Regions from separate parts of the Mus musculus genome. Here all the other regions are linked to region 2. The links are chromatin contacts, found by POLR2A ChIA-PET in ENCODE. All regions are on one chromosome and are shown on one strand. Each heading gives the region's core, a stretch centred on a gene start or an enhancer-like site at or near the end of the contact. The rest is flanking DNA. Distances are from core to core; before and after follow the strand shown.

Region 1 (5,955 bases), core at 647-3,146, 75 kb after region 2:
TGGTGAGGATACAAGTTCTGAGAAGCCTTCCTCTTTATGGAAACAATTTTCTCTAAAAATAAACAGTTTCACTGCCCAGCTACATAGAACTTCCTGCCCCCTCAGGATGTGTCTGGGTTGGGGGGGGGGATACAGTAGGGATAGAGTGGGGTGAAAGACTGGAAAGTCATAGAGATGGAAGTAAAGAGGGGGGCCTACAGGCTGCAGAGTGGGGATAATCAAGACTTCTTGCTAAGCCCACTTCAACCCTGGAGGTTAGCCAAGGTCAGTCCTTTCTGTTGTCTGCCCTGCAGCTGCTTTGCTGCAGACACCTCCACCCATCTCACCCTCCAGAGCAGGCCACTCTAGGCTGTAGATGTTGGGACAGTGGGTGCCTGGGAGGGTGGATCAGATGGGGCGCCTGCTGGGCATGAAGGCAGGCCTCGGATGGTCCTTCCCTCTGGCTTAGTTCCCCTCCATAGCTCTGTCCCTCCAGTTTGTGTCTCCTCACGTCTCTGCCCTCACTTTGCTGGCATGAACACCTGAAATGCAGTTACCAGTTGTAGATAAAATTGGCTCTGCATCTGCCTGGAGCCTCAGAACCTCCAAGGACAGGAAGTTAGTCCAAAATATTTTCTGAGGACTTAAGAGAGACACAGAAGTAGGGAGCAGAATTGGGGTAGCCTGGGCTAGGGGCACTGAGGTGGAATGAATAATGAATAATTACCACACCGTTTTGTTTGGTTATTTAAGGCAGTTTCCTGTAGCCCAGGCTGGCCTCAAACTCACTATGTGGCTGGGGATGACCCTGAAATCCTGATCCTCCAGCCTGCACCTCATAAGTGCTGGCGTGGCTGGCTACACCACACCACACCATACATTCTGGGGTGGAACCCCCGGTTTCATACATGCTAGGCCCACGTTCTCCATCCCCAGCCATGCTTATGTTTTTGGAAAAAGATCTTGCAAGCTGAGTGTAGCCTCACATGCCTTTAATCCCAGCACTTGGGAGGCGGAGGCAGGCAGATCTCTGACTTGAACCTAAAACGGGGCAGATTCGCCCAAAGCACCCCTAGACCCTATACATCTTACTCTCCAGATGGAGCGATGGAGGTCTACGGGTCTCGTTATCTAACCTCAGGCTGGTAACTCCGTGGCGGGAGTCGGAGGAGGCCCCTCTCTCCACAAGATCCCGGGATGAGAGAGGCGGAAGGAGGCTGGAAGAATCAACAGGTGGGAGTTTCCAGGAAAGGGCCACAGGGTCTCCCCAGAGTGCACCCCCCCCCACCACCAGCCTGGGTGAATCTGGGATCTGGGGGTTTTCCTGCCGCGCTCCCTCCGCCCCTAAAGTTGGGGGTGAGGAGGACCCCGCCCCGGGCGGGGAGGGGGCGGGGCCTGCGGGGTCCCAGTCTAATGGCAAACATCTGCTGATCCCCACACCCGCCCAGCAGCCAGGCCCAGCCCGGCCGGACGCCCGGATGCCTTCCCGCCGCTGAGGGGCCTGGTCCGGCCACCCGGAGCTGCGAGAGCGGGGACCTGGGAAGGTTAGGGGACAGAGCTAGACGAGAGTGGCGGAGCAGAGGAAGAGAGGCAGGGAATGATAAAGGCATAGAGGTGGGCTAGGGGCAAGGGAAGCAGGGCCCAGGTCAGGGCTGGGGAGGGGAGAGGAGCGCGGGGACCCAGACGCTCCGGTTTGCAAAGTTTGGGCGCAGATGTTAAGACTTGAGAGGGACCAGCTAAGAGAGAGTGTGCGAGCTTGTAGCCTCGGGTTGGAGGTGGGTTAGAAATCCTGATAGTGCCCCTAGAGTAGCCCGGACCCCACGCCACCCCGATCAGCCCTCCGTCCCACTCGCCTGGCACGCTCGAGCCTCCGCCGTCCCAGGCGTCCTGCCCGCTCCGCCTCAGTCGCCGCAAGCTTGCGGAGCCAGCGCGGTAGCCACGCCCCCACCAGAAAGCCACGCCCCTCCAGTCTCCCGGGCGCCTCGGCCGCGGGGCCTGGGGGCGAAGTTGAAGGGTGGTCGTGGGGGTGCACGCGCTCTCGCTGCGGCCTGAGCACGTCCTAGGGTCTCAGTCGGCTCCTGGCCACCAGCCCTCCGGACAGGGTCCCCGCTTCTCCAAGCCTGGTGCCCGCCCTTCGCAGCTGGACGCTGCAGGGGGCGGAGCTGGCCGCAGCCCAGCTCGAGGGCGGGTGCGGTAGCGGCGACTGGAGGTCACCCCTCCCCCGTTGGCCGCCAGCAGCTGGAAGTCTTCCAGCTGCAGGCCGGGTGCACCATGGCGTGACCGCCGACCCAAACTCTAAGATTGCAGCACCCACACCCCAATCTCCTGAAATTGAAGTTGTGCCTCAGTTTCCCCATCAGCAAAATGGGGTCAATCACATGACCCATCTGTTAAGTGTGTTCAGAAAATTCCCTTCATACTACTCTTGGGCTGACACAAATCACAGGGCGTGGTTTATTGATTTTGTGAGGTTGGGGATGGACCCCAGGACTCTGAATGCTAATCACTCTGCCTCTAAACTACACCCTAGTCCAGAGATGAACTTCTGTTTGCACTGGACTTTCTGAAGCCACTCTCACAGCGGGACTGCACACCTGTAGTCCCAGCACATGAAAGATGTGGAGCCAGGGCGATCAAGTACTAGAGAGGTCACCTTCTACTCCAGTAATTCTGAGCCAGGAGAGACTGTCTCAAAATAAACAAACTAAAGACAAAACAACAGGAAAGAAAGAAAGGAAGAAAGAAAGAAAGAGAGAGGAAGGGAAGGGGAGGAAAGAGGAAAAATATAGCTTCCTGGAAGCCTCTGCTTAGCACACGTGACAGGTGGATGTCTCAGTGGGTAAACTGCCTGCCGGTGTGAACTAGGATCTGAGTTCGAACTCCAGCATCTACATAAGAGTTGGGCCCACAAGTTTACCTGTAAGCCGAATTCTGGGGGCTGGGCAGATCTCTATGGCTGGGGCTTACCAGCCAGTGAACCTAGCTGCATCTATGAACTCCAGGTTCAATGAGACCTGTCTCAAAAAATAAGTGGATGACCAAGGGGAGGCTCGTCAGATGTCAAGACGAAGGTGCCTGCTGCAAGCCTGAAAGCTCAATGCCTGCGATCTATACAGTGGAAGGGGAGAACTGAGTTCTGCAAACTGTCCTCTGACTCCACATGTGTGTCATGGCACCCATGCACCCACAAACATACAGACAGACAGAAAGAGAGAAAGAGGAGAAAAAAATACAATTAAAAATGATAAACCATTTAATCCCAGCACTTAGTAGAAAAGGCTGAGGCTGAGGTGGATGGGTCTTTGTGAGTTCAAGGCCAGGCTGGGAAGCAAAGTAAACACAAAACAAAAAGTGGAGAGACTGAGGAATACTCGTACATCACACGCTTGCACACGCAAACCCTCACCACAGGTGGACACACGTGACCTCGCACACAGGAAACACTCTTTCCCATGGCCATGTTACAATGTGAGTGTGTTCTCTTCTCCCACTGAATGAACGTCACTGCCCCCAGGGCAGGGGCCATGTCAACTGTCAGCACACCACACAGGTTGTATATAAAACTCACTTTAAATTAAAAACAAACAAAAACAAAATTTAGAATCCATCAGTGCAGACAGACAGGGGGCTCATCTCCTAGGACTTCGACTCGGGGCAGCTATAACTCCAGAAAGGCACAGGCAGCTGAGGTGTGGGTGCTGGTCTTCTGGGTGTGGCTCTTAGCCTTGTCAGAGGTCAGCCTTCCTGAAACTTGATCTGTTCATGGAGCTCCTGGGGGCAGAAGGCAGGTTAGCAGGCCCCAGGACCCCAGCTCCACAGTCCACCCCAACAGCTTCATCCAGCATCAGAAAACCCTTCCAAGAATCTGTGTGGCCTTTCTTCTGTCCAGCCCGATTTGATCTTTTTCTTTTAAAGAAATCACATTTATTTTTGCTCTCTCTCTCTCTCTCTCTCTCTCTCTCTCTGTGTGTGTGTGTGTGTGTAGACATCAGAAGATAACTTACTAGAACCGAATCTTCCCTTCTACCATGTGGTTGTGGTTTCTGGGGACTCAAACCCAGGTATTCAAGCTTGGCTGCAAGCACCTTTAATCACTTAGCCATTTTGCTTTCCCTGACCAGAAGATTCACAGCATGTTAGAATCATGTCTATTTCACAGGTGTGGAAACTGAGGCTCAGATGGCTGGCTGAAAGCTGGGGACATGGCTCAGTGGTGGGACACTAACCTAGTGTAAACCCTAGGGATCAATTTCCATCATTGGAGTGGGGGGGAGAGTAAGCAAGATGGTTCAGTGGGTCAAGGTACTTGCTACCAAGCCTGCTGACCTGAGTTCAAAGCCTGGGACCCACTTAGTGGAAGGAAGGGAACTGATGGCTGCAATCTGTCCTGTGATTTCCCACACATGCATTGACACAGACATGCCCCACTCCACTAAGTCAAATGCAATAGAAAACCAGGATAGATGAAGTCTCATGACCCAGTGGGGACACCACACACGGAACACATGTATGTGCATGTGTGACAGCCTCCACAGTGGGCACCTGAGGCTGGTGGAACTTGGTGCCAGCAGCTGGGGCAGACGTTGGGTAAGCAGAGGCTGCAGAGCCTCCCGCAGGCGGCTATAGTGACGCTCCAGCTCCCGGTGGTACTCCTTCTGGTCTGGGCCAATCAGGGCCTTGTTCTTTCTCAGTGCATCCTCGCACCTGAGGGGTTAGAAAGAGGCTACTGGGGAGTGGCACTCAAGAGAGAGAGCAACAAGAGGGATGTGCATGTGTCTGGGGTGATCATACACAGGCCCACAATGGGGTCTGTGCATTTAAGCAGGGAGTCAGGTTGGGTTCTGGCAGGAACAGCATGGAGTCAGGATGGCAGGGTTACAATAGCCACTGTACTTTTTGCAGAAATCCTTGAAGCAGAGCCGGAGTTTGTTGTGATGTCGGAAGAGCTTGGGATCTTCTGGGATCTCTGACAAAAACACCTGGGCCACTTCCAAGGGACCCTACTGGGCGAGAAGACTCATGAGGGTCCTGGATAGCAACTGGAGGCCCACGGTGGCCAGCATCCTGCCCCCCACCCCCCGAAACTCCAGCCATGCCTGGTTCACAGTGGGTCCCACAGAACCCTGGAGAACCATCTGCAGCATCTTGGCATCTGGAGGGTCCTGCTCGGTGGCAAAGGCCAGCTCCCGGGTCTTCTTCTGCATGTCCTCAATGGCCACCTCCACTGGTGTCAGCACTGTCTGTGGAGTGAGTGGGGTGTGTGTATCATGAGTACATGTGTCTGCGTGTACATGAGTACATGTATCATGAGTACATGTGTCTGCGTGTCTGGATACACCTGCTGGGGCCTGTGATGTTCTGTGGGGCAGGAGGGTCCCAGGCTATGATCAGTGCTGGAGATCTGTGCTCCCTGGTGGGTCTTGACTCAGCTGGGGTTTCTGGTCTGTTTCACTTGCTGTTTGCCCTCGGGTCTAGGGACTCTACAGTTGAGATATCCACATTTCTCCAGGCTGGATGGTAGAGGCTTGCATCTGGAGCCTACAGCCTGGGTCCTTCTACTGCCCAAACCCAATCTGCTATATCCCCATCTCTTTCTTCCCAAATCCAGCATCCCTGAAATGCACTGTTTGTGGGGTTCCTCTGCCTTTTCCTCCCTGGAAAAGTCTCCCCCTGGACCTTGAGTCCCCGAATCTCCCTCCCCTCCCTAGGGGTCTGGGGTCCCACCTCCTCACGGTGGCACACTCGGATGCGTGTCTTGATGTAGGGAAAGGCATGCTCCGTGCTCAGCAGCGTCTTGCGTTTGTGCTGTTCGGCCAACTCTCCGTGCGCACGTCCATCTGGTGTGAAGGGTGTGCAGAAGAGGAAGGCCCGCAGCCCATAGTTCCGATCGAAGTAGGTCACCCGATCCTTGAGCTCATAAGTGTCGAAATGTGGCTCCACATAGGTTATCTGTATGTACGCCTGGAACACGGGGCC
Region 2 (6,448 bases), core at 3,048-5,547:
CAGCAGCGATGGCTCTGTTGGTTGGTATAGTGTCTGCTGTGCAAGCAGGGTTCCTGAGCTGGACACACAGCGCCAAGGGGGAGAAGCCAGGTGTGGAGGGGGTGGGACGTGTGCACCTGCAGGCATTGTGTGCAGGCAGCTGCAGGTTGATCAGGCCATTCCTGTGGCTTGCTAGCCAGCCCATTTAATTTATCCAGTCAATGAGTTCTGGGTTTATACCAACTTTAAAGATAAGGTGGACAGATAACAAGGAAAGCACTTGGTGTAGAATCCGGCTGCGGCATGCACAAGCATGTGCAGATGGACACACACAAACACACACACCACAAATTTCGAACAAAATAATTTAAATCCAAGCAACTTGTATGTCTTGCTTTAGGCAAAAAAAGGGCAGGTATTTTCTAGAGTTGAAAAGGAGGGAGGAGGGACAGCCGGGTGTGGTGCAGGCCTTTAATCCCAGCACTCGGGAGGCAGAGACAGGTGGATTTCTGAGTTTGAGGCCAGCCTGGTCTACACAGTGAGTTCCAGGACAGCCAGGGCTACACAGAGAAAATGCTTTCTCGATGGATCTTATGGAGGCGTTTTCTTAATTAATGCTCCCTCCTCTCAGATGGCTTTAGCTTGTGTCCAGTTGACAAAACTAGCCAGCAACGATGGCTCAAAAACCTAAAAAAATAAAAATAAAAATAAAAAAAAGGAGGGAGGAGGGAAGAAGAGGAGGAGGAGGGGAATAGGGAGGTAAGAGGAGAGGGCTGGGGTGGAGGAGAAGGAGGTGGAAGAAGTCAGAGACTAAGACTGTCTCTGGGGTGACTATGTCCACTCCTGGGGTGGCTGCTGGGAGGGGAGCAGCACCCAACATTTTCCTGGTCAAGTTCCAGAATCCTCTCAAGCTAGTGAGAGGAAAGCAAGCAGAGGGGAAGAAACAGGGAAGAAACCTTCTGGAGCAAAGTCTGTGGCCCAGGGCCACACAGGAGCCAACACGGGTGGCAGCTGAAGAAGGAGTCAGAGAAGCAGGCTCCACCCCCAACAGGCTGTCATGGCTTTATTCCTACAGTGGGCACATGAGGATGGTCAGGGACACACACACACACATACATATCACACATACACATACACATACCATACACATACATACACACATACACACACATACATACATACATACACATATACACACACATACACACACAATACATACATACACATATACAGACCACACAATACACACCATACACACATACATAACACACACACTCACATAAACCATACAAATACACTACACACACCATACACATACAGCACATATACACACACATATACCATTCATGTACACCACATATACCATACACATATGCACACACATACATACCATAAAACACACACACAATACATACACACACTATACATATACACCACATACATAGTGTACACACATACACACACACACACACACACACCATAGCCATCAAGAAGTTACAGCTGCCGGGCATGGTGGCGCATGCCTTTAATCCCAGCACTTGGGAGGCAGAGGCAGGCAGATTTCTGAGTTTGAGGCCAGCCTGATCTACAGAGTGAGTTCCAGGACAGCCAGGGCTATACAGAGAAACCCTGTCTCGAAAAACAAAAACAAACAAACAAAAAGAAGTTACAGCTATTTCAACTGGGAGCAGCGTGGGGTGTTTTCAGTAACTGGCTTAGTATATTATCTCTGTTGGTGAATAGTCAAGGCTGGGTTAAGCCATTTTTTTATGGCTAGAGGCTATTGCCCAGTACAGCCTGATTCAATTCCTCATGACCTGAGGCCATTGCCCAACCGCAGGGACTGGCAGAGGCTTGGAGATATCACAGGCAGGTGTGGATCTGGGCAAACTGGCCAGGGACAAGCTGGCCAGAGCAGAGTGCTGCAGAGAAGCAGCACCCAGACCTACCTCATGGAAGGCCCCGGCCACTGTGACCAGCTCAGCACACAGCTTGACTTCAGGGAAGAGATTCCTTCCTGGTGACTCTAAGGAGGCCCAGTGGGGAGGGCAAGGCAGAGGAGGGGGAGTCCCAGCTGTTCAGGAGACAGAGAAAGGGGATCACTGAGCCCAGGAGTTACAGGTTATTTATAGTGAGTCTCCTGTTGCCAAGCCAGGGAGCTGCCATGTGTGAACTGCCATGTGTGGCAGGCTGGGACGGAGACCCACTCAGGAGAAAACGGACTTCTGTAAGCTGTTAGCTGACCCCCAGCACTCATGGGCATGTGTGTACACACACAAAATTCAGTAATACCATGAGTTTTAATTAGGTGAGAGGCAACCAAGGAGGACACCTGACGTTGAACTCTGGCCTACATATACGTGTGAGCACACGCATAAGCGCCTCAAAACTCAAGGGAGAAAAAGAACCAAGCTGTTCGGGCGGTGGCACATGTCTTTGACAGGCAGATGGATCTCTCTGAGTTTGAGGCCAGCCTGGCCTACATAGTGGGTTCCAGGACAGCCAGAGCCATGTAATAGAGAGACCCTGTCTCAAAAACAAACAAACAAACAAACAAACAAAAACCGAGAGAAATCAACTCACAAAAGCAGCTTTTTACACCTTTCTGTCTTCTGGCTTCTACTATCTGTGTAGCTGAGGCTATCCTCATGGTCCTCCTGCCTCCCTCGGGGAGTGCTGAGACCACAGATTGTGACAACAGGCTTGGTTTACGTGATGCTGGGGACGAAGCCAGGTACCCTACCAACCCAATGCAGTGTGTCCCGTTCTCTCTCCTGTCTCACGGTTCAGCTTCTGGTAGTTTGTTTTGCATTATGTATTATTTACTTTTTTATTACTGCCTGTGACACATCACAATATGAATGTGCAGGTCACAGGGACGAGTTCTCTCCTCTCATGTGGGTCCTCGGATTTGAACTCACATCAGGTCAGTCCTGGCTGCATGCACTAAGCCAACACACTAGCCCTGGTTTGTTCTGCAGGGAGCTAGGCAGGGACAGAATCTGAGTCCCTTTTAGAAAATCCCTAAGCCTTTGATTCATCAAAACTTCTCTATCCATGGCAGACAGCCTTCTGGTTTAGCCATCCAGTGTCAAGAGGGGAAAAAGGCCACATGTGGTTGGTTTTGCTTCGAGGGAAGAGATGCCCTTCTGTGTGTTCAACTCCTTGTAACAGGATAAAGCGGTACCAGCAGGTGCCTAAGGAAATAAACCAAAAATCAACATTTCTGTCAACACAGGAAGGAACCCATTGATTCTCAGATGAATTATTTAAAATAATTTCAACTTTAGCTTTGAAACAGGGTCTCTTGACAGGTGGTAGTGGGGTGGTAGTAAACACTCAACATTTAATCCCAGCACTCAGGAGTTAGAGGCAGGCAGATCTCTGAGTTCTAGGCCAGCCTGGTCTACAGAGTCCAGGACAACCAGGGCTACACAGAGAAACCTTGTCTTGAAAAACAAAACAAACAGAAACAGAAACAAAACAAAAGAAGAAAAGGAAAGAAAAGAAAGAAAGAAGGAAAGAAGAGGAGGAGGAAACAGAATCTGTGTAGCCCAGGCTAGTCTGGAACTTGCTGTCCAGACCAGTTTGGACTTTGCTCACAGAGATCTGCCTGCCTTCTTCCTAGTTTCAGTGTTACCATATCTTGCTATGGAATTCTTCCATTAATAATTATAATTATTCTAACTACTGGGTCCTACCCCCCAAACCAAGTAATGTTTCTTCTTTCTAATTAATTAATTAGTACAGGGGAGTGTGTGTGGAAGTTAGAGGACAATTTGCTGGAGTTGGTTCTGGTTCTCTCTCCTTCCAGTATGTGGATCCCTGGGATCAAACTCAGGTCTTCAGGCTTGCACCCTCACCCACTGAGCCAACTCGCTCACCCGCACACGCCGCCGCGTTTTATATACATTTCTCGCTGAGTGTTTGTGTTTATGGACGGATCCAGATAAAACCTGCAACTGTACTTGGGTCAGAAATCTATGTGCCCATTCCTAGACAGGAAAGCAAACTTGCTGCAAGAAGTGTAGGGGTCGGGGGTGGGAGGGGGCTTCGCATACTTCTGTTTTGCTTTGGAGGTGGAAAGGAAAGCGTCAGAAGGCGACCCAGGGTGTGGAAGGGCGTGGGTCGTCCCTTGAACACTCAAACAGCAACGCGGGCGGCTAAGTGTCCGGGAAGCGGTGAAATTCTGTGGGAGGAATTTGAGGAACTTCCCACTGCTGCGGGAGCTTCAGGGGTTAAAAGAGACGATGTCACATCGGCCGTTCCAAGCTCCTCCCCGCTCAGTGAGGTGAAGATTTTTGAAAATCACCCCATTGCAGACTCCTCCCCCGCCTGGAAACCTCGCCCCTAGTACTGGGAATGACTCTGGGCGTGCGGCGTAGTTTGCAGCCGGGACACCGTGAGGCTTGCGAGCCCAGATTCGCAGCCGAGACACCGTGGGGCCCGCGATCCAGTGTTTGCAGCGGGAACATTTCGGGGTCTGTGATCCGAGTGAGGACGCAACGCAGAAGCTAAGGATGAGCACCGCGGATCTGATGCGTCGCTGGGTCATCGCCCTGCTCCTGGCTGCTGCCGGAGTTGCAGGTAAGGCTTTGCGCCAGGAGCCTGCCCGGGGTCAGGGGCAGCCGTCCTGAACTCGGAGAGCCCCGAGTGGTTTTATTTTTGGTCGAGAAATACAACCATTCGTGCGAACTTGATGTGATGTCCTTCCCACGTGGCTGGAGGGAAGTGTTTTGGAAATAGGGTGCCAGAGCTGTAGGGGGTCAGAGTGGGTTTGGGGAGTCCGGTGGGTGCTCTCCCAAGTCAGAGGTGTCTTTCAGAGCTATGTGTGAGGGAATCCAAGAGGAGGGGTCCCATCATTCGTTTTAAGGGCTGGGGAGACCCAGGCCCAGCTGTTCAACTTTGGGGTCGCTAGTCGTAGTTACAGGACTTGGGGGTCTCCACACTGCACTCAAACCCGGCTACTGCCGCGTGCCCCAAAACTCCGCCCTAACCCCACCTCCCACCGCACCCCCGAGCTCCTATTGGGTGCAGCCGGAACAGGCGAGCCTCGAGCCACTCCCCTCGCCCAATGGAGGAAGAGGATGATGTTCAGGGGCGTGGCTTGCACGACCCTCCCGGGTGGGGTGGGGCTACACATCCGGGCCGGCTGGGTCCTCCTTGTGAGCCTTCAGTCCCTACCTTGTCCCTACTTCCCTGGTTTGGTGCAGATGTGCCTCAGGCAACCCAGACACCCGTAGCTGAGACCATCAGGCAGGGAGGGCCAGGGACCTGGCAAAGACTTTTGCAGGCCTGGTTCGTTCCCACTCTCTGAACGTGTAGGATTGGACAGATCCATAAAGTGGACTTTAGTTTTAGGAGAGGCGTTGGAATTTGGACAGGAAGGGAGATGGTGTTACAATCTCACCAACAACTTCTTTGCAGCACTGGGAAAAGTGCTCCACCTCTCCCTCACTTTATAGACAGGGTCTCATGTAGCCTAGGCTGGCCTATAAGTCACTGTGTAGTCTCTAGCCCCTAATTCTCCTGCCTCAGCTCGGGAGTGTTGGGATGACAGGCATGTGCCACCATGCCTGGATTTGGGGACACCATGGATAGAACCAGGGTCCATGAATGCCTGGGTTACTGCTTTTCTTGCAGTCAGCCTGGCTGGCCAAGAACATTTTAATTGCTTTTTCCTCCTCAGAACCAGCTTCGGTTCTGACCCCACAGGAGCTTGGCAGGAGTGCCCTTCAGTTAGCTGTGAGTAGCTGTCAACTGGACAATCCCTGGGGATGCTTCCTTGAGACAGCCTGGCTGAGCTGGGCATCCTGGGGCACACCTGTAGTCTCAGCACCTGGAAGGCAGAGGCAGGTGGATTCCTGTGATTTCCAGGGCAGGCAGGGCTATACAGTGAACCCTGGACTAAGAGAGAGGGAGAGGGGAGAGGTTGAACACTGAGACAAACACTTAGCTATCCTGTTATAATTGTAGACAAGGCTAGACCAGATACCCTGCTCAGCTTGCGTTTCACCCATCATTGCCTTCTTTAACAAGAAGAAAGAAAGAAAACCATTTTATAAAGTCTTGAGCAAGAGCTGAGGTTTCCCATCTCACCGGAAGGCCAAGGGCCCCGGTGCTGGTCTCCCCAGACTCTCATGCTCATAGCAACGACGGTGACTACAGCTTGCTCTATGTTAGGGTTACATGTGTTAACTGGACGATTTGTCTGTTTTAAGATTCGCCATGCACTAGTCGGGTGGTGGTGGCGCATGCCTTTAATCCCAGCACTTGGGAGGCAGAGGCAGGCAGATTTCTGAGTTCGAGGCCAGCCTGGAGCCTGGTCTACAAAATGAGTTCCAGGACAGCCAGGGCTATACAGAGAAACCCTGTTTAGAAAAACCAAAAAAAAAAAAAAAAAAGAAAGGAAGGAAGGAAGGAAAAGATTCGACATGCACACATTATCTTCGGGTTGCTCAAGAGCAGA
Region 3 (6,511 bases), core at 2,594-5,093, 110 kb after region 2:
ATGGCAGAGAGAAGGCAGAATGGAGTGTCCCCTCCCCTAGTCGGCAGTCTGGGTCAGATGGACTAAGTCAGGTCTAGTGGCTGGAGGCCAGGCCTTTCCCAGCCAGCTGCAATTAAATCTTGCTCAATCCCAGGGTGAGCAGGAGGGGAGTGGGCCAGGAAGCCTGGGATCCAATCCCACCCTGTACCTGCGGGTGCACGGACGACACGGCGGTGAGCTCCACACTGAACACGCCCTTGTGGCCGTCCACCCAGCGCATGCCAGGCAGCGCTACCTGTGGGGTGGGAGGAAGAGGTGGGGTGGGAGGAAGAGGTGGGGTGGGCACAGGCTGACCCTCCCCCATGCATCAGGCCACCAGGCCAGGCCGTGGCAGCGGCACTAGCCATTGCGACACCATGGCCAGGAGAGGAGCCTGGGAGCCCTGAGGGAGCAGCAGGGTGCCCTGCCCCTAAGTCCATTCCCAGGGGATGAAGGGAGAACCCTAGGGGTGGGATGGAGACCCGAAGGAGACGGAGTATGTTCACAGAGCGAACACTAACAGGAAAAGGCAGTGGTGCAGGAATAGCATTCGTGGAACCGCAGGCTTGCTCATCAGCTGGTAGAAGGGGAGAGGGATGGTGGCAGCCTTGTAATGGGGGTGGGGACAGGGGACAAAATGGCAGTAGGAGAGCCAGGCATGGTGGTGCACACCTGACATGCCAACACTTGGGGGACAGGCAAGGACCAGGGGGTCAGGGTCAGCCTTGACTACACAGAATTCCAGGCCTGCATCGGCTATGAGCGACCTTGTCAAGATGTTCCAGTGTGTAAAAGCTTACAGCTGAGTCTAAGCTGGGACTCGCATGGCAGGCAGAGAGGACTGACTCCACAAATCCATCCTATGATTCCCACACATGAGGCCCACCCCAAAATGACAACAATAAAAATAAAATAAAATAAAATAAAATCACAAAGGGAAGGAACAAAGAGGCTGGGGACCACGTCGGGAGGCAGTATAAGAGAAGAGGGATAACCAGAGTATGGAGAGACACACGGGATGCAGTGGCCCACCACAGAGGCATCCTTGCTGGGGTGGCAGGAGGCCAGCAAGGCACTCAGGGCATTGAGGGGAGGCAGGCAGGGGGGCCGCTGAGGTCAGCGGGCAGTGGAGGCATCAGTTGTGGGTACAAGCACCTACATCTGGGGTCAGGACCGAGTAGCTGGGTGGAGGCTGGTCCACGGACACGGGCAGGCAGAAGGGACCAGTCCTCAGGCGGCCATGTTGTAACAGAGGGATCCACTGGGAAGGCAAGGAATGAATGAGGGTCAGGAGTGGCTGCAGACCTGGGGGATGGGGCAGGGAGGAAGCTCTGGGTAACTGTGGCTCACAGTGAAGCCCACAGGCGTCTCCAAGGCTGTTCCTGGCCGGGGCTGGCAGCTGACATGGTAGAAGGTAAAAAAGAGGTGATGGTTCTCGGTCACGCAGGCAGGAAGTCGTAGCTTGAATTCCTCGTAGAATTCAGGAGACCTGGTAAGACAAGGCCAGGGTCCGGGGGCCAGCTAAAGAAGGGATCTTACGGGATGACTCCCTGCCTCAACTTACCTCATCTGCATACTGAAACTTAAGCCTCTGCTCTTCCTGCTTCATGCATATACTCTCCCTACACTCGGCCACCCGACCCCCTCAGCCCATGTCTCCGGCCCCCAGCCCTGCATACTTGTTGTGATAGACCACTGGTGTGAAGGCCTCTCGGGTGAATTCGCTGCAGCTAGATTTCCCAAAGATGACCTGTGGGAGTGGGGACATGAGGGACCCACTGGGGAAAACCTATCCCTGCTCCATCCCCCGTCCCTCCAGGGCAAGGTCACTGCACTGACCGGCAAGGCCTGGCTCTGGTCTTCACCGGCCATGTACTGGATCCGCACAGCCAGGTTGCGCACAGAGCCCTGGCGACTGCTGAAATTGAGGCTGTGTGGGTACACGAAGAGCAGGTTCCTGGAAAAGGAGGGGTGGAGGGACGGAGGACCCTTTAGAGGGCTGGTGACACACAGTCATGGGAGAGATGGACATGAAGCACATGCATGGAAAACAGGGTGGGCTGTGACCCCAGGTGACACAGACAGTGGGTGGAACCTCTGTATGCACACATCTAGCTAGATTCAGGGAGCTACAAGGCCAGGCACAGATGGGTGCTGAGAGTCAGAGGTGTTTTTGTTTTTGTTTTGTTTTTCTAATTCAAGGTCATCCTGGTCTACATAGCAAGTTCTAGGTCAGCCAAAGCTACATAGGGAAATCTTCTCTCAGCAAAACCAAAACAACTAATACCCGAGACAGGGTCTCATCTTGCTCAGGGCAGATCTGAGTTTGCTATTTAGCCTAGAAGGACTTTAAGGTCTTAACTTCCTGTCTCCACCTCCAGAGTGCTGGGGTGACAGGCATATCAGGTACTGGGGGTGGAACCCAGGGCTTTGTGCACACTAGGCAAGTACTCTACCACCTGAGCCCTGGCTCCAGCCCCCGAGGGCCAGAGGTCTGGAGAAGTGGCTCAGCAGTTAAGGGTACGCACTGCTCTTTGAGAGGATCCAAGTTCAGTTCACAGCACCCACTTCAGTCAGCTCCAGGGGGACCTGATGCCTCTGGCCTCTTTGGACATCTCTGTTCAACCCTGCCCCCCAACAATAAATAAATAATTAAAAACATAAGGTGGTCCCACCAGTAGCCAGGTGGCAGACTGGCCTCCCGCAGCCCACACTACCACCTTATTGGCTCCCTGGAGTTATCTATAGGGTCTGTCTTTCAGATACAAAGAGAACCGGAACCTGGTCTTGCCTCTTCTCCCCAGCTGTAAGTGCACAAGCCCCAACCCTGTAGGCCCCCTTAAGCTGTGTGATGGAGGCATCTGGCCTGCTAGCTCAGCCTCTGAAGCTCTGTACCAACAACCAGTAACAGCGAGTCTCCACACAGAACAGTGAGTGGGTCTCTGTGACAGAGTCCTGTGACTCTCGGTGTCAAGCTCATCGCGAATGACTAACTTCACGGCCATTTTCTGTGGTGCTAGCGATGGAATGCTGAGTGCCCCGAAAGCCTTCTACCTCTGAGCATCACCTCAGCTCTTGTTTTCTTGCCATAAGAGAGGATCTAGTTCTGTAGCCCAGGCTGGCCTTGAACTCATGTTCCTCCTACCGCAACCTCAGAGTGTAACGTTCTATTTGCAAGGGAAGCAAGGCTGTTCCTTTGAGTGCGCAAAGTGGATGTTCAACAAATGCTTAGTACTACTTGTGGGACGCCTAGGTAGAGAAAATGGGTTGCAGTACTTGCCCTGTGTGTTCTAGGAAGTTAAATCGAAGTTAGCACAGATCATAAACCATGCGGGGAGTCAGGCTCCATGATCTCAGAAGGAGGATGTCTGTCATGTCACTTTTTCGCCCCTCCTCCACAGCTATTGGCCACACCCAGTGACCCCTGCATTAGCTGTCTGCAGGAAGGAGACAAGGCTGGAGCCCCTGGATGGCCCTTTGGGTGGCCCAGCAATACTGGGCCTGCTGTGTTGGATGTGAAGGGAGCCACGTTCTACACTTAGATGGGAAACTGAGGCTCAAGGCAGTGATATGCTCATACAGACACTGGCGCTGAGAGCTCTGGTCTGAGCTTGCCCACTACCTCCAACCCCCACACACAGCTGGCCCTGAGTTCTAGCAGCGTGATATCAGCATGGCCTGCTTAGCCATCAGTCTGATGCAATGGCTGAGCCTCCGCCAGGCCCTTGTGCAACCATGGCCGGTTAACCATTGACCAGGGGGGTCAATGGCAGCCTATGGAAATAAAAGGCAGCCGCAGCGGCCCGGGAACCACACCCACGAAACTGTCAGCCATGGCTGTGCTTGCTCTCTGCCTCCTGTGGACCTTAGCATCAGCAGTGCGACCCGCTCCAGTGGCCCCTCTGGGTGGTCCAGAGCCAGCTCAATATGAAGAGCTGACCCTGCTCTTTCACGGGGCCCTGCAGCTAGGCCAGGCCCTCAATGGCGTGTACAGAGCCACAGAGGCTCGCCTGACAGAAGCTGGGCACAGCCTGGGCCTCTATGACAGAGCACTGGAATTCCTGGGGACAGAAGTCAGGCAGGGCCAGGATGCCACACAGGAGCTTCGCACCAGCCTGTCGGAGATTCAGGTGAGCACTGGAGCTGGGTGTTGGTGGCAGGTAAGAGTCTGAGGAAATGGTAAACCCAGAACAGAGGAAACATACCCTGATGACACACCATCCTTGAGCAGGTGGAAGAGGACGCTTTACACCTTCGAGCTGAAGCCACAGCCCGATCACTGGGGGAAGTGGCCCGGGCCCAGCAGGCTCTGCGGGACACTGTACGGAGACTACAAGTGCAGCTGAGAGGCGCCTGGCTCGGTCAAGCCCACCAAGAATTTGAGACCTTAAAGGTAAGGGACTCCCAGGTCTGAGAGGGGTATAGCCTGCTTCTCAGAAAGAGGCCACCACTGAATCCTGGGCTAGAGGACCCTCCAGTTGTATATGGGGTTCCAGCCTCAGTGACCTTCTGGAAGTGACCTTTGCAAGTAAGGGCAAGAAGCAGGCACAGCTGTGGTTCTAGAACTCCAGAGGCAGGGGCAGGAGAAATAGAAGGTTAAAGGCAGCCTTGGCTACAAAGTTAGGCCAGCTGACTACATGGTGATACCTTGTCTCAAAGAGAACAAGAGAAAGAACAATCCTAGCACTGGGAATAAAGGCAGGTGTGTGTGTGTGTGTGTGTGTGTGTGTGTGTGGGTGTGTGTGGGTGTGTGTGTGTGTGGAGTCCAAGGTGATTTCTGGCTAGGTAGACATCCGGGTTAAGCTTGGGGTACATGAAGCCCTGTCTCAAAATATGTAAATGAATGAATGAGTAAGGGACCAACAAGGTAGTTAGTTCAGCAGGTAAAGGCTGCCAAGCCCATGACCTGAGATGGATTCCCAGGACCCACGCAGTCCTGGTGCTATGTATCAAGAAACCAATCAATATTGTTTGATGTGCATCTACAAACTATACAGAGCAAGTCCCATTTTAGATATACTTTACAAACAGGGAAACTGAGGCCAGAGGGTCTTGGACATTTGCTGGGCCCCATGGATGGTAACAGAGAAACTTGCAGTGGTCAGGAGATGGGAGGTGACCCAGATCTCCCAGCTAAGGTTTATATACTACCCCACAGGCTCGAGCTGATAAGCAGAGCCACCTCTTATGGGCTCTCACTGGCCACGTGCAGCGACAGCAGCGGGAGATGGCAGAGCAGCAACAGTGGCTGCGACAGATCCAGCAGAGGTGAGCCTGGTGGGATTACTCTGGGGTAGCAGTGGAAGTTGCCTAGGTCCACTGAAGGGCACCTCCCCGAAGCACTGGCCTTGACGGGGCTCTACCTCCCTCCCTAGACTCCACACAGCAGCCCTCCCAGCCTGAGACTACCTGGATGCCACCGAGGACCAGTTGTGCTGCAAGGAACACTGAAGCGCTCCACCAGGCCCATGAACAGGGCTGACAGAGCCGGCTGCCCATCAGCTGGACCTGGCCAGTGCACCCCGCTTCCTGGCAGAGCGGAGACAGAAGCAAGCAGGCGGGATGGAAGGCAGAAGACAGAGCCCTGTGGAGGAGGGCTGGAAAAAGACACGAGCCCCCTTATGCCCACACACCCCACAATAAAAGAGAACAGAGGCAATCTATGAACAGTGTCCACATCTGTTTCTGCAAGCATGGGGCATCCTGGGCGGGGGCTTATCGGACCTCACTTGCCCAGCACGCACAGTCCTGGGTTTCAATTACAGAACCACAGCCACGGACGTAGCATCTCAACACTGCAAAGGTACAGAGAGGAGGACCAGGCGGGTCCTTAGCCAGCCTTGGCACGTTCCAGGCTGTGACAGACTCTGAGAATAAAAAACACTGGGAGTTGGTAGAAGAAGGCTCTAGTTAGACGCACACAGTGCTCTTGTAGGGACCCATATTTGATTTCCATCTCTCCTATCAGGTGGCTCACAACCACCTGCAACTCCAACTCCTGAGGATCCAAAGCCTCTGGTCTACTCAACACCTCACACAGGTGCATGCACCCTACACAGGTGTGTGTACTCACACACAGGTGCATGTACCCACACACAGGTATATGTACCCACACACAGGTGCATGTACCCTACACAGGTGTGTGTACCCACACACAGGTGCATGTACCCTACACAGGTGTCTGTACTCACACACAGGTGTGTTTACCCACACACAGGTGCACGTACTAACACACATGTGAGTGTACCCACACACAGGCACATGTGCCCAAACACAAGCACATGTGTGTTCCCACACATAGGTGCACGTACTCACACACAGGTGCAGGTCCACACACAGGCACATGTACCCACACACAGATAATTAAAAATAATAAAAGCCAGGCATGGCAGTGCACACCTTTAGTCCCAGGTCTTGGGAGGCATAGGTAATGAGTCTGAGGCCAGCCTGGTCTACAGAGTAAGTTCTAGGACAGCCAGGGCTACATGGTGAG
Region 4 (6,232 bases), core at 82-2,581, 110 kb before region 2:
TTTGCCAGTCTTGGTATCTTGGGTCTGTAACCCTAGCGTTTAAGAGGCAGTAGCAGGCCAGTGATTTAATGGCCTGAAACATTCTTTTTTGTTCTTTGTGGCAGAAAACACCCTTTTGTTTGTTTACTTAGAGAAGGTCTCACTTTGTATCCATGGCTGCCCTGGAACCTCACTATGTAAAAGACCAAGCTGGATTGGTACATGCATGCAGCACTCAGGAAGGAAGATGTCTGAGTTCGAGGCCAGCTTAGTCTAGAGCAAGTGCCAGGACAGCCACGGCTACACAAAGAAAACCCGTCTTAAAAAACTAAAGACAGCCGGGCGTGGTGGCGCACGCCTTTAATCCCAGCACTCGGGAGGCAGAGGCAGGCGGATTTCTTGAGTTCGAGGCCAGTCTGGTCTACAGAGTGAGTTCCAGGACAGCCAGGGCTACACAGAGAAACCCTGTCTCGAAAAACCAAAAAAATAAAAACAAACAAACAAACAAACAAACAAACCATAAAGACACACAACAAAAACAAGTAACACCTTGGTAACAAACTCAAGAGATCCACCTGCCTCTGCCTCCCGAACACTACCAAATATTTTAAAAACTCAACCAGAGGCATGAATCTACAGATTTGGACAGAGTTCTATGCTCCAAGGCTAATGGCTTTCTTGGAAATCAGAAGTTAAATTGTGAATATGGCTGTTTCTACCTCACACTCTGTATTTTACTTATTCATTCGGTTGCCTCCCCACAGACTGTAATAGAGGGCAGCAAGTAGCCGATAGCAGCTCAATAAATATTTGTAAAGCTAATTACTGGGCCTCAGCAGGTTCTGCAGGAAATGTGGCCAGGGCAGAGTCTTGCAGAGCAGGCAGGGCAGCGCCAGAACCAGGATCAAAGCGTTTCCCGGGCCTGCACTTAGCACCGCGTGGGCTCTGCCGGTCCTGGGATAGCTTGGCCATCTCTCCGCTTCTCTTTCCTCCCTGGGTGCTCCAACTGCTCCGAGCCTGAGGACTTTAATTTCATCCTTACTATCTCCCATCTGGACCACCCACCCCCTCCCCCAACCTTTAAGCGTCGCCGCAGTGCTACCCCCACTGCGCATGCCTCCCGGCTTGAGGCCCAGTTTCGTGCCTGGGAGGTAGATGTGCGCTTGCGCAGAGCCGCCCCGAGCCCCCCACAGGGGCGGTGCACCAGGATCTTGTGCAGCCTCTGGGCCCGCCCACCTCCTCGCGCCCTCAAAGGACTAGTACGCGTGCGCACAGCGAATGGCTGAGCATGCGCGCAGAGAGCGGAAGGGTGGGCTGGCGCGCGCACGAGGCCGGCCGGGCAGCGGAAGCAGGGCAAGTGGAGCGGGTAGACAGGGAGGCGGGGGCGCGCGGCGGGCGCGTGCGGTGGGGGGGGGTGGCCTGGCGAAGCCCAGCGGGCGCGCGCGCGAGGCTTTCCCACTCGCTTGGCAGCGGCGGAGACGGCTTCTTTGTTTCCTGAGGAGAAGCGAGACGCCCACTCTGTCCCCGACCCCTCGTGGAGGGTTGGGGGCGGCGCCAGGAAGGTTACGGCGCCGTTACCTCCAGGTAAGGAATGGAGGCTCCCGGGCGGAACCAGGCTCCCGGGGCTTGGGCAAGACGGTTTGAATGAAGCGGAGGCGCCGGGAGGGGGAGGGGGCAGCTGGGCGACCAAAGCGGGGTCGCGGTACGGCGGCGCCTGAGGGTCAAGAAGCCCTGCGCGCGCGTCTCAGGCCGCAGTGCAGCGAGACCGCGGCGGCTTCCTGACTGTGGCCGGCGAGGCGGGTGGCTCTGGGCCGCGTGAAGGCCGCGCGCGCGTTCTCGTAGGGTCTTGGACAAAGCTTCTTCCCTTTGGCGTTTCAGAGATCCAGATCCCCCACTTTAATTTCTGTGGACCCCAACTTTGAACAGTGGCTAGGTGTCGTGGGCTTTTCTGGCCTCGTTTGTAACGGGTGGGATCCCAATGCCCTGTGGTCGGGCGTCGGGAGCAACATTTTTACCTCAGTTATTGATGCCCAGTGTAGCTTGGACACAGTCATGAGCCCTCTTCGGTCTCCAGACCTTACTTTCTTCATGTTTATTATTTTTTTTTTTGATAAATTTCATTATTGCAGATTTTGAAGGAAAAATAAAGAATTTCTTCCATGGCTTCAAAATGTTTGCCTAAAAAGTGAAAGATGCCTGGGGACGTTTGCTCTCGGCGGCATTGTTTTTCTTTTGAGTCCCTTGGCCCTTCCCAGTTTTTAAGATAGGGTTTTTTATTTTAAAACACCGAAGGCAAGTGTTTTGTGCGGGTCCGAAGACATCTACTTGATCCCTTTTACCTCCAGTGACTCCTCAGGAACTAGAAACAAGTTTTTGTTTGAACTGACAGACAGCCTTTGAGTTTGATGCCCAGCGCCGGCTGCTGTCAGCTTGCTGTGTGGCCTTAGGCGAAATCGCTAATCTCGCCAAACCTCTTGGTTTCCTCCTTTGTACAAGGGAATTACTTTCGCTGTTAGGATTGGGAAGAACTAGGCAAATCGTTCCTACATCATCATTATTCTGATTTTGAAGACAGACTCTTATAACCTAGGCTGACATCCAGCTCCTCATGTAGACCAGGCTGGCTTCATCCTCACTTTGCTGCCTCCACCTCCCAAGTGCTGGGATGATGTTCAGCCAGGCTTCCTGCCCTGTTCTTTGTTCTTGACTGGTCCAGCAGATAGTTGAATCTTTTACTTTGTGTTACATGTCTGGTAGGGGAATGGGCAGTAAATATGGGGACGTTTCTCCTTGGCCTGCATGTGTATTAATTCATTAAGAAGTTTTGGGTTTGTTTTGATTCTCCTGGCCCCCTTCTGTTCTCACTGTATAGTCCTGGCTGTCCTAGAACTCTGTTACCGGCTGCCCTCAAATTCACACAGATTGGCCGCCTCTGCCCTCTGAGTACTGGGATTAAACTCTTGCATTAGCAAAGCCCTTAAGGCCACTTATGTTTTATTTTTATTTATTTATTATTTTTTATTTTTTAAGATTTATTTATTATTATATCTAAGTACACTGTAGCTGTCTTCAGACTCTCATTTCGGATAATTGTGAGCCACCATGTGGTTGCTGGGATTTGAACTCAGGACCTTCTAAAAGGCAGTCAGTGCTCTTAACCACTGAGCCATCTCTCCTGCCCTTGTTTTTTTTTTTTTTTAATTAATTCAGTTTTGTTTGTTTTTTGTTTTTCCAGACAGGGTTTCTCTGTATAGCCCTAGCTGTCCTGGAACTCACTCTGTAGACCAAGGTGGCCTTGAACTTAGAAATTTGCCTGCCTCTGCCTCCTGAGTGCTGGGATTAAAGGTGTGTGCCACCATGCCCTGTTTATTTGTTTTTTTGAGACAGGGTCTCTCTGTGCAGCCCTGGCTGTCCTGGAACTTGCTTTATAGACCAGGCTGACTTCTAGCTGAACTCAGAGCTGCCTGCCTCTGCCTGGGATTCACACTGAGCCACCAGTGCCAAGCAGTTTAAAGCATTACAATTCCTTATTTATTTGTGTGTGGAGGTCAGAGAGACTTTGCCGGGGTCATTTCTCCCCTCCTTCATGTGGTTTCCCGAGATTGAACTCAGGTAGTCAGTTTTCAGTGCAAGTTACCTGTTGAGTCATTTCTCCTTTCCCTAAGTCTTAAGTGTGTTGAATTTTTGAGGTGTTGATCAAAGTTGATCCTGTACATGCTAGGGAAGTAAGTGTCCTTCCACCAAGCTAGTATCCTGCAAGCATTGTTTTGATTTTGCTATTTTTTTATTAATGTGGGTTTTTTGTTGTTGTTTGTTGTTTTGGGTGTTGTTAAGCTTGGAATCCATGGCACTGTGCATGGTAGACATGTATTGTATGTATGTATGTATGTATGTATGCATCTCTCTAACCCTTTGGCCTGCCGTTTAAGCCTCATACCCTATCTTGTGAAGGGACAGAGTGGTTGCCCAAGGGAGCAGTGGTGGGCATGTCTAGAAGGTTGCATGAAGGAGGAATCTTCATTCAAAATTAGGGAAGATGTGTCTCCCCTGGCCCCATAGCTGGGAGTGGAGCGATGTCATCACAGCTGCTGCTCTGTCTGTCTCCAGCAGGCAATAATGGGACAGGAGAGGGGTGGTCCTTGGGAGGGATGAACTTGGGGATTGGTACAAGATCCAAAGCAATAAATATTTGTTGCCGCTGCTTGGCTTTGAACTTTCCAGGCCATTGCTCTTCTAGCCCCAGATGTCACTGCTTTGAAAGTGATGAAGTCACTGGTGAAGTCTGGGGGTCCTGGTTTGGTGGTTTGTTTGTGAGTGGGTGTGAAAAGTGTTAGTTCTTTTTTTGAACTTAAAAAATTGTATTTTTTTTTTTTTTTAAAGATTTATGTATTTTATGTGAGTACACTGTAGCTGTCTTCAGACACACCAGAAGAGGACATTGGATCCCATTACAGATGGTTGTGAACCACCATGTGGTTGCTGGGATTTGAACTCAGGACCTCTGGAAGAGCAGTCAGTGCTCTTAACCACTGACCCATCTCTCAAGCCCCTTGTATTTGTTTAATTGTGTGTGATATATGGAGGTCAGAGGACAACTTTTAGGAGTGGGTTTTATACCACATGAGTCCTGGGGATTGAATTGCAGGTCATATTATTGGCAGCAAATGCTTTTACCTGCTGATCCTTCTTGCTGTCAAGGGTGCGAGTTCTTCAGGGTTCTCTAGTTCTTATGCAGCCCCTGAGTCCTGGCACTCACCTGTGAAACCGGGACCACTGGGATGTCACTGTACCTGGTGATAGGCTTGAATGAAATGACATGCAAATCTGCTAACTGTAGCAAACACCATTTGTTTTTTTGTTTTTTGTTTTTTGTTTTCGAGATTGAGATAAGACTTCTCTGTATAGCCCAGGCTGCCTCCATCTTCCTGCCTCTGCCTCTAGAGTTCTGGGATCAAAGGTGTGAGCCACCAATGCCTGGCATGGGTATTATTTGTTTTGTTTTGTTTTTTTAAAAAGATTTATTTATTATTATATGTAAGTACACTGTAGCTGTCTTCAGACACACCAGAAGAGGGCATCATATCTTATTATGGATGGTTCTGAGCCACCATGTGGTTGCTGGGATTTGAACTCGGGACCTTCTGAAGAGCAGTCAGTGCTCTTAACCGCTGAACCATCTTGCTAGCCCTTGGATAATATTTGTTAAAGTTAATATTCTGGTTTCATTTCTTTCTTTTTTTTGGGGGGGGGAAGGGTTCGAGACAGGGTTTCTCAGTATAGCCCTGGCTGTCCTGGAACTCACTTTGTAGACCAGGCTGGCCTCGAACTCAGAAATCCGTCTGCTTCTGCCTCCCAAGTGCTGGGACTAAAGGCATGCGCCACCACGCCTGGCCTCTGGTTTCATTTCTATTAATTCTTTTTTGTGGTGCTGGGAACAACCTAGAGTTTACTTATGATAGGTATGGTTGTTTGAATGAGAATAGCCCTCATAGGTTCATGTATTTGAAAGCCTGGCAGAACTGGTTTTGGGAAGGATTAGATATGTGTCTTTGTTGGAGGAGGTGTTTCAATGGGGGTGAGATTGAGAGTCAAAAGCCCATGTCAGGCCCAGTCTCTCTCTGCTGCCTCCCTGTATATCAAATGTGATTTCTCAACCGCTGCTACAGGATCATGCCTGCCTGTTGCCACACGCTCCCCTCTGTGATGGTCATAGACTCAGCCTCGGAAACTATAAGCAGGAGCCCAAATAAATTTAATCTTGGATATGGTGTCTTCACAGCAGTAGGAAAGTGCTTTGCCGTTAGGCTATACTTTCTTTGTTATTTTTTGTGGTAGATTATGGGTACTGGGAACTGAACTTGGGTCCTTTGCAAGAGCAGCAGTGCTCTTAACCTCTGAACTTTCTTTCTGGATCTCATGTTGAACACTTTTAAAATATTTACTGTCCATCTGTAGTTCTAGAAAGAATTTTGTTTTCATTTTATTAGCTTGTTTGTTGATTGTCAGTCTTTTCTAGGGCATATTTAATTTTTGCAAGTTTATTTTGTGTGTGCACATGCAAAGGGAGAGGAGGATTCCACTGTGGGAACTAGATCCTTGCTCTGTCAAAGCAAGAAATTATTGCAAGTGAGACATTTTGTAATACACCGCTTTTGCAGAAAGGAATGCTAGCATAGAGAATAGGCAAAAATGGTTGGCTTTGTTTGTTTGTTTGTTTGTTTGTTTTTTAAAAAAGGGGCTCATTATGTAGCAG

What was found. ChIA-PET counts read pairs that join two places held with the same protein, here RNA polymerase II (POLR2A).
Region 1: POLR2A ChIA-PET joins it to region 2 with 33 read pairs in embryonic stem cell. The contact joins the promoter of Kank2 here to the promoter of Ldlr in region 2. POLR2A ChIA-PET finds 5 or more read pairs at or near these places in 4 of 5 experiments (Patski and embryonic stem cell).
Region 3: POLR2A ChIA-PET joins it to region 2 with 13 read pairs in embryonic stem cell. The contact joins the promoter of Angptl8 here to the promoter of Ldlr in region 2. POLR2A ChIA-PET finds 5 or more read pairs at or near these places in 4 of 5 experiments (Patski and embryonic stem cell).
Region 4: POLR2A ChIA-PET joins it to region 2 with 24 read pairs in Patski. The contact joins the promoter of Smarca4 here to the promoter of Ldlr in region 2. POLR2A ChIA-PET finds 5 or more read pairs at or near these places in 3 of 5 experiments (Patski and embryonic stem cell).

The regions. Positions count from the first base shown.
Region 1 is chr9:21,796,650-21,802,604 of GRCm38, forward strand. Kank2 (KN motif and ankyrin repeat domains 2) reads right to left here and starts at 1,897. Exons shown (of 12, transcript NM_145611.4): 1 at 1,833-1,897. Dock6 (dedicator of cytokinesis 6) reads right to left here. Exons shown (of 50, transcript NM_177030.3): 46 at 5,704-5,940; 47 at 5,076-5,219; 48 at 4,873-4,979; 49 at 4,522-4,683; 50 at 3,531-3,750. The coding sequence ends at 3,708.
Region 2 is chr9:21,719,279-21,725,726 of GRCm38, forward strand. It overlaps Ldlr (low density lipoprotein receptor), which reads left to right and starts at 4,298. Exons shown (of 18, transcript NM_010700.3): 1 at 4,298-4,566. The coding sequence starts at 4,500. Gm26511 (a long non-coding RNA gene) reads right to left here and starts at 4,078. Exons shown (of 4, transcript XR_001779098.2): 1 at 2,563-4,078; 2 at 1,929-2,053.
Region 3 is chr9:21,831,667-21,838,177 of GRCm38, forward strand. It overlaps Angptl8 (angiopoietin-like 8), which reads left to right and starts at 3,844. Exons shown (of 4, transcript NM_001080940.1): 1 at 3,844-4,148; 2 at 4,250-4,411; 3 at 5,177-5,286; 4 at 5,394-5,681. The coding sequence starts at 3,852. The coding sequence ends at 5,421. Dock6 (dedicator of cytokinesis 6) reads right to left here. Exons shown (of 50, transcript NM_177030.3): 15 at 1,858-1,975; 16 at 1,698-1,768; 17 at 1,369-1,507; 18 at 1,178-1,279; 19 at 188-274.
Region 4 is chr9:21,614,838-21,621,069 of GRCm38, forward strand. Smarca4 (SWI/SNF related, matrix associated, actin dependent regulator of chromatin, subfamily a, member 4) reads left to right here and starts at 1,332. Exons shown (of 34, transcript NM_001174078.1): 1 at 1,332-1,563.